Linked DNA regions of Homo sapiens: region 2 is linked to region 1. A link is a loop called in an ENCODE intact Hi-C map of the cell type or tissue named here. Cell type or tissue: K562. All regions are shown on one strand.

What was found. A loop is a pair of places that touch in the nucleus more often than their neighbours do. Peaks named below come from ENCODE experiments on the same cell type or tissue, not always from the same donor. Only the 100,000 strongest peaks of a DNase experiment are listed, where the experiment ranks them.
Region 2: a loop joins it to region 1, with 6 times the contacts of the local background. A loop is called at or near these places in 1 of 110 quality-filtered maps.

What each region holds. Positions count from the first base shown.
Region 1 is chr7:140,651,622-140,655,621 of GRCh38, reverse strand. It overlaps LOC105375535 (a long non-coding RNA gene), which reads right to left. Exons shown (of 6, transcript XR_928047.3): 3 at 3,616-3,807; 4 at 2,993-3,228; 5 at 1-33. Among named protein-coding and RNA genes, the nearest start is that of DENND2A, 13 kb to the right of the region's middle. In K562, a CTCF peak has its summit at 2,021 (motif pointing right); a DNase peak (open chromatin) is centred at 2,051; H3K27me3 peaks cover 3,108 bases.
Region 2 is chr7:140,320,625-140,324,624 of GRCh38, reverse strand. No RefSeq gene overlaps it. Among named protein-coding and RNA genes, the nearest start is that of SLC37A3, 76 kb to the left of the region's middle. In K562, no CTCF peak of the experiment used is centred here; a DNase peak (open chromatin) is centred at 1,614.

The sequences.
Region 1 (4,000 bases):
GGCTCGCCAAGAAATGTTGCGGGATGCAGGGGACTAGACAAGTATGGGTGAATACAGGAGGATAATTATTTTAAGGTGTGCACCAGCTCAGTGGATTTATTTTTCCTTGAATTTCTGCCTCGATATTACCTAGATAAAGGTCGTCTTGTTTCTCTGACTACTTCATAAGACAAGCAAATTTTCACAAATTTAAAGGATACATTGTGGAAGGTCTGACTGAAAATAAGGCCCTTGTGGGCATCCTAGAAATTTATCTAGAATGGTGGCTCTCAAACTTTAGCATCCATCAGAATTAGTTGGAGCGCTGGCCCCACCCCATTGCTGACTTTTGTAGGTCTGGGGTGAGGCCCAAGAATGTGCATTTCTAACAGTTACTATATGATGCTGATGCTGTTGGTTTGGGGAAAACATTTTGAGAACCATTGACCTTGTAGATAGTGGTAGTGGTGAATATGGTGGTGGTGGTGGTGAAGATGGTGGTGGTGGTGGTCAAGGTAATGGTAGTGGGTGGTAACAGTGGTGGTGGTGATGGCGGTGACAATGGTGATGGTGGTGGTATTGATGTTGGTAATGGGGCGGTGGTTATATTGGTGGTGGTGATGATAATGGTGGTGGTCGTGGTGGTGGTGACAGTGGTAGTGGTGGTGATGGGGATGATAGTGGTGAGTGATGGTGGTGACAGTGATGATAGTGGTGACAGTAATGGTGGTGGCATTGATATTGGTAATGGTAGTGGTATTGTTGATGTTGGTGGTAGTGGTGGTAATAGTGGTAGTGATGGTAACAGTGGCGGTGGTGATGGTGATGATGTGACAGTGATGGTGGTGACAGTGGCAATGGTGGTGGCATTGATATTGGTAATGGTGGTGGTGGTGATGGTGATAATGGTGATGGTGATAGTGGTGGTGGTGGTGACAGTGGTGCTGGTGACGGTGTTGGTGGTGACTGGTGGTGGTGGTGACAAAAGTGGTGGTGATCATAATGATAGTGGTGGTGGTAACGGTGACGGTGATGGTGGCGACCTACAATCTCTGCAGAAATAGGCCCACCATAACCATCACCACCATCATTACCACCACTGTTACCATCCACCACCATCACCACCACCAAATGACTGGTGATGGTGGTGGCAGTGGTGAAAGTGTAGCATTGTAAAGAGCTAGAGTCAGCTCCCACACAGGTGAAGTTGAGAGATTATTACTGAGGCCCATGTCAGTTAGGAGAATTATGTCATACATATGAAGGCAACATGGGCAGTAAAAAACAAAACAAAACAAAACAAAAACAGTTCTATCACATATGAACCCTAAATCAAAGTTTATAAGGGCAACCATTGAAAATCACAGATGCTGGCTTGGAGTCAACCTGCTGCTCACATGGGTAACTTTATGCAATCCGTTTCAGGATTAGTAACAGGAGGGATGGATATATTTAGAATGTTGAATGAATTAAGAGACTGAATACGCAAAGGGACAATGGCCATATATAACTATGCATTTCTATGTCTAGTGTCATATATGGTCATTGACTCTGCATATTCAGAGGCTGTGACCCACAACCTTTGCAGCAACCGGGGCAGGAGCCAAGCCAACCTTCTATGGCGATAGGCCCAGAACGTCAGGATTTGCTCAATGACTGCCTGCTGCCCTAATTCTCACTGACACTTCCAACTCAGGACCAAGCCAAGAAAGCCAAAAATCCTCTCCAAACCCATCACATAAGATGCTGCTGCCTGCACTTTCCCCCTGCCAACATCTTCCAATTAGAGCCCACCTGAAACCTATAGAAGCCTTTCCCACTAGCATTTGAGTCTCCAGTTATATTTGACTCTCTGCCAAAGGCAAGTGATGGTGGCTGACTGTCTGGCCATAGAAAACGCTAAATAAATAGCCTCTGCCTTCCTCATTTGGGTGGCTTTCGTTGATCCGCATTGAATCTTCTCAACAGTGGAAAGCCAGCTAATTTTTAGGTTTCCAGGTGTATGAAATGCTCCTGCTGGTGTTGTTAACTCTATTTCCACTAGGTGGCACCATTCACTCGGGAAGGATAACACACGATTCCTGGAGGTTCCCAGACCCAACCGGGAGGCAAGGGAAGGGGAACTCTGCAAAAGCCCATCTGGCTTTGCTTCTCTTTCCACGTGAACCACATGACCGGGTTTAGCAGCTCGCGTGTAACACTGCTACCCAGCAGATGTGATGCAGGGCAAGTACTAGTTCAAGGGGAAGATGGTGGAGGTGGGGAATGGGCTGGCTCTGGGCTTCCCGGCCTCTGCATTTTAGGCATTCCGGACAAGACAATTCTTCGTTGTGTGTGGAGAGGGAGGCTGTCCTGTGCTTTGGAGGATGTTCGGCAGCATGTCTGGCCTTTACCCACTTGATGCCAGAAACAATCCTTGTCTTAGTCCGTTTGAGCTGCTATATAACAAAATACCATGAACTGTGTGGCTTAGAAACAGCAAATATTTATTGGCCGGGCGCAGTGGCTCACGCCTGTAATCCCAGCACTTTGGGAGGCCGAGGCGGGAGGATCACGAGGTCAGGAAATAGAGACCATCCTGGCTAACACGGTGAAACCCCGTCTCTACTAAAAATACAAAAAATTAGCTGGGCGTGGTGGCGGGCGCCTGTAGTCCCAGCTACTCGGGAGGCTGAGGCAGGAGAATGACGTGAACCCGGGAGGCGGAGCTTGCAGTGAGCCGAGATTGGGCCACCGTACTCCAGCCTGGGTGACAGAGTAAGACTCTGTCTCAAAAAAAAAAAAAAAGAAAAAAGAAAAAAGAAACAGCAAATATTTCTTTCTCACATTCCTGGAGGCTGAAAAGTCCAGGATCCAGGTGCGGCATGGTTGGGTTCTGGGGAGGTCCTGCTTCTGGGCTGCAGACCGCCGCCTTCTCACTGTGTCCGTGGTGGAAAGAGTGGGAGAGGGTGAGAGCTTTCTCTGGGGACTCTTTGATGAGGGCACTAAACCCATTCATGAGGGCTCCACTCACCTTCCATCACTTTGGGCGTTAGGATTTCAACATATGAATTTTGGAGGCGGACACGTTCAGACCATAGCACTTCCCTTTCCCAATTATGACAATAAAATATCTTCAAACATTGCCAAGTGTCAGCCAGGCATGGTGGCCCACATCTGTATTCTCAGCACATTGGGAGACCAAAGTGGGAGGATTGCTTGAGCACAGGAGTTTCAGACCAGCCGGGGCAATATAGCAAGACTCTGTCTCTACGGAAAAAAAAAAAAAAAAACCTGGGCACGGCAATGGGGCACACCCGTAGTTCTAGATACCCAGGAGGCTTAGGTGGAGGGATGGCTTGAGCCCAGGTGTTTGGGGTTGCAGTGAGCTATGATTGTGCCACTGCACTCCAGCCTGGGAGACAGAGTAAGACCTTGTCTCTTAAAAGAAAAAAAAAAAGAAAAATTACCAAATGTCCCCTGGAGAAGCAAAGAAGCAAAGTTGTCCCTGCTTGGGAATCACTAGTCTTAGGTCCTTTCGCACAGTTCTCTGCTGAGACCCTTTCAGCACCCCCTGACCTCCTTACCCCTCTTCCCACCCCACACTCACACTTTCTTCAGAACAGAATATAAGAGAAGGGAACGCCCTGCACTTACCTGCTGCAGCTTCAACGTCTTTGTTCCTCCTGAGCAGGCTCTAAACCAGTGTGTCTCTGGTGGGGACTTGAGCCACCTCCACCAAAAACACCTGGGCGGCTGTGCACCATGGCTCACACACCTGTAATCCTAGAACATTGGGAGGCCAGACAGAGCAGGAAGATCTCTCAAAACTAGGAGTTCAAGATCAGCCTGGGCAACAGAGTGAGACAACATAGTGAGACTCTGTCTCTACAAGCAAACACACACCTGGAGTGCTTGTAAAACTGCACGTTCCTGGGCTGCATCCCAGACCCCTTGCATCAGGATCACTCAGCGAAGGCCAGAATCTGTTCTTTTTTTTCTTCTTTTTTTCCCCCTTAAACTCAATGGGATTATCAGGCAG
Region 2 (4,000 bases), 330 kb after region 1:
TCGTATAGGAAATAGTATAACTTTCCTAGTGGTCTTTGTTCAGTAAGCTGCTTGAAATGATTTTGAGGAACCTTAGGAATCGAGCCATGTCTGGATTCTCATTCATGGAGTCGTTCTGATTCCTGGACCACGGGCCCTCAACTGGGCCATGATTCTCACGCTTTCTGGTTTCTCCTTAACTATCGGGGCAGCCCAGTCTTTCAATTCCCCCAGGCTCTCAGCCGCAAGGATCATTTTTGGCACATCTTTCTCTTTTCATGTAGTCAGCCTCCAGGTGTTGCTGATTCTTTCTCCTCCTCACTTTTCCAGTTCATCTTTCATTTTTGTTTCCGAGCCACCATCCTGTGCCTGGGTGACTGATAACAGCCTCATCGCTGGTGCTCCTGCTCCCAGCCTTGCCTCGCTTCACTCTGCCCTCTGCTCAACTCTTAGAATAGTCTTGTTAACGGGACTTTTGCGGTGTTATTCCGCTGCTTAGACACCGAGAGTGACTCTCTTACTTGCTGGATTAAGTGTGAGATCCTGCACGAATCCTCATCTCTAGCTATAAAATCTGAGACAGACCAGAGACCTGTTAGTAAGCAGAGGCTGCACTTTTCTTCTATGGATGTACTGTTTGCAATTAATAGTATTAAACAACTCTCATCTTTTTTTTAAAACAACTTTATTGAGATATAATTTATACATGCCGTACAAGTCATCCATTTAAAGTGCACAAAGGTTTTGGAGACATTCACAGAGCTGTGAATCACCACAATCAATCGTAGAATATTTTCATCATCCCCCCAAGAAACTCCATACCCATTAGCACTCACTCTCCATTTCCTCCACGCCCCTAACCCCTGGCATCCATCACACTTCTGTGTCTATAGATTTCAGACATTTCTTCTAAATGAAATTGAACAGCATGTGGCCTTTAGTGACTAGCTTCTTTCACATAGCATCATCGTTTCAAGGTTCATCTGTGTTGAAGCATGTATCAGTATTTCATTTCTTTTTATTGCATAAAATATTTCCATTGTATGGATATACCACATTTTTTGCATCCAGTCATCAGTTGATGGACATCGGGTTGTTTGTCTTTATTTTATGTAATTCACATACTCGAAACTCCACCCCTTTACAATGTAAAATTCATTTTTTTTTTTTTTAGTTTATTCGCAGAGTTATGTGACCATCACCACTATCTAACTTTAGGACATTTTCATCACCCCAAAAAGGAACCCTCCACCCATTAGCAGTCCACTCCACTCTCCCCACTCCCCTGCTTCTGGAAAATACTGCTTTCCATTTTGTGTGGATGGATTTTCCTCCTCTAAACATGGCATATGAATGGAAAGATGCAATGAATGGAAGAATGTCTTTTGTGACAGGCTGCTTCTACTTACATAATGTTTTCAAGGTGATTCTGTGTTTTCTTCGATTCTGTATTTGTCTATTTGGCATTCATTCATCACGGGCCTACTGGATTAACTATATTTTCTTATTTTCTATAATCTTGATGTCTTGTCATTCATGGCCTGGCTGACTGGGAGACACTGCCCCTCCCAGAGTGAGCCAGTTCTTAGAGATAAGCCCAGGCCTGGCCCAGGAGAACACCTTTCATTTGCAAACGAATCAGCGGTCTTCTTTATCAAACTCTCACACCAAGCTAATCTTCCCCTGCCCTTAATCAACCCAGCGACAGGCACCAGGCAACTAGCCGACAGCCCCTGTGCTCTAAAACCTGGCAAAATTATTTACGCAGTCAGTCCTCAACTGTTTAACCCTGACCTGTCTTGCCTTTCCTGCAGAAAACACAATAAAGTCTCTGGCCCTGGCTTTTCCCTCACCCTTCTGCCTCCTGTCCAAAATCGGTGCTTCCCCATGTGGCCCTACATGGCCTGGCTTCCCCTCCTGTCAGGGGCTGTAGGTCATAAAAGCCTTCTTTCAGTGGCATGGACCTCTGTGTAGTCACTTGGTTACCTCCATAAATTAAACTCTTGTGGGTACAATTGAGCCAAATGCTTGTTTAGGTTGCAGCATGTATCTGTTCTTCAGTACTTTTTTTTTTTTTTTTGAGATAGAGTCTTGCTCTATCACCCAGGCTGGAGTGCAGTGGCATGATATCTGCTCACTGCAACCTCCGCCTGCCGGGTTCAAGCGATTCTCCTGCCTCAGCCTCCCAAGTAGCTGGGGATACAGGCACACGCCCCACAACGCCTGGCTAATTTTTGTGTTTTTAGTAGAGACAGGGTTTCACCATGTTGGGCAGGCTGGTCTTGACCTCCTGACCTCAGGTGATCCACCCACCTCGGCCTCCCAAAGTGCTGGGATTACAGGTATGAGCCACTGCACCCAGCCTCTTCATTCCTTTTTATGGCTGGATAATATTGCGTTGTGTGGATATGCCACATTTTGTTCATTCATTCATCGGTTGATGGACATTTGTGTTTCCCCTTTTTGGCTATTTTGAATATTGCTTCTGTGAGCATTCATGTACAAGTTTTGATGTGAACGTGTTTTAAATTCTCCTGGGTAAATACCTAGTTTTGGGGCATTGCTGCATCGCATGGTGATTCTATGTTTAACATTTTGAGGAACCATCAAACTGTTTTCCAAAGTGGCTGCATCATTTTACAATCCCATCGGCAGTCTGTGAAGCTTCCAGGTTCTCTGTGTTTTCACTGACGCTTGTTATTGCTTATCTTTTAAAAATTTTAATAATCCTAATAATTTGAAGTGGTGTGTTATTGTGGTTTTGATTTGCATTTCTCTAATGATAATGATGCTGAGCATCTTTTCATGTGCTTATTGGCCATTGGAATATCTTTTTGGTGAAATACCTTCTTTGCTCTTTTTTTTTTTTGAGACAGAGACTCACTCTGCTGCCCAGGCTGGAGTGCAGTGGTGCGATCTTGGCTCATTGCAACCTTTGCCTCCCAGGTTCAAATGATTCTCGTTCCTCAGCCTCTCGAGTAGCTGGGATTACAGGCACCACAACCATGCCTGGCTAATTTTTTTTGTATTTTTAGTAGAGATGGGGTTTTACCATGTTGGCCAGGCTGAACTCGAACTCCTGACCTCAGGTGATCTGCCCGCCTCGGCCTCCCGAAGTGCTGGGATTACAGTCATGAGCCACCGTACCTTGCCGTCTTTTTTTATTTTTTAATTAGATTATTTGTCCTTTTATTGTTGAGTTGTAAGAGTTCTTTATGTATTAATGTTTTGGATGTAACTCCCTTATCAGATGTAGCATTTGCAAAATTTTCTTCCATTCTGTGGACTGTCTTTTCACTTTTTTACCGGTGTCCTTTTTTTTTTTTTTTTGAGACGAAGTCTCGCTCTGTCGCCCAGGCTGGAGTGCAGTGGCGCGATCTCGGCTCACTGCAAGCTCCGCCTCCCGGGTTCACGCCATTCTCCTGCCTCAGCCTCCCGAGTAGCTGGGACTACAGGCGCCGGCCACCACGCCTGGCTAATTTTTTGTATTTTTTTTTAGTAGAGATAAGGTTTCACCGTGTTAGCCAGGATGGTCTCAATCTCCTGACCTCGTGATCCGTCCGCCTCAGCCTCCCAAAGTGCTGGGATTACAGGCGTGAGCCCGGCCTCTTACTGGTGTCCTTTGAAACACACAAAAAAATAATATTGATGAAGTCCAGTTTATTTTTCCTTTTGTCACTTTTGGGTTTGGTGTCATATATCAGATATCTTGGCCTAATCCAGGGTTACAAAGACTTATTCCTATGTTTCCTTCTAAGAGTTTCATAGTTCTAGCCCTTACTTTCAGGCGTATGATCCATTTTGTGTTATTTTTTGCATATGGTATGAAGTAGGAGGCACATTCATTTTTTTACATGTGAATATCCAGTTGCCCAGCATCATTTGTTGAAAAGATTACTTTCACCTCCATTGAAATGTTTTGGCATCTTTGTTTAATATCAATTGACCATGAATGTAAAGGTTTATTTCTGGACTCTCAATTTTATCAGATTGATCTGTATGTCTGTCTTTATGTCAATAC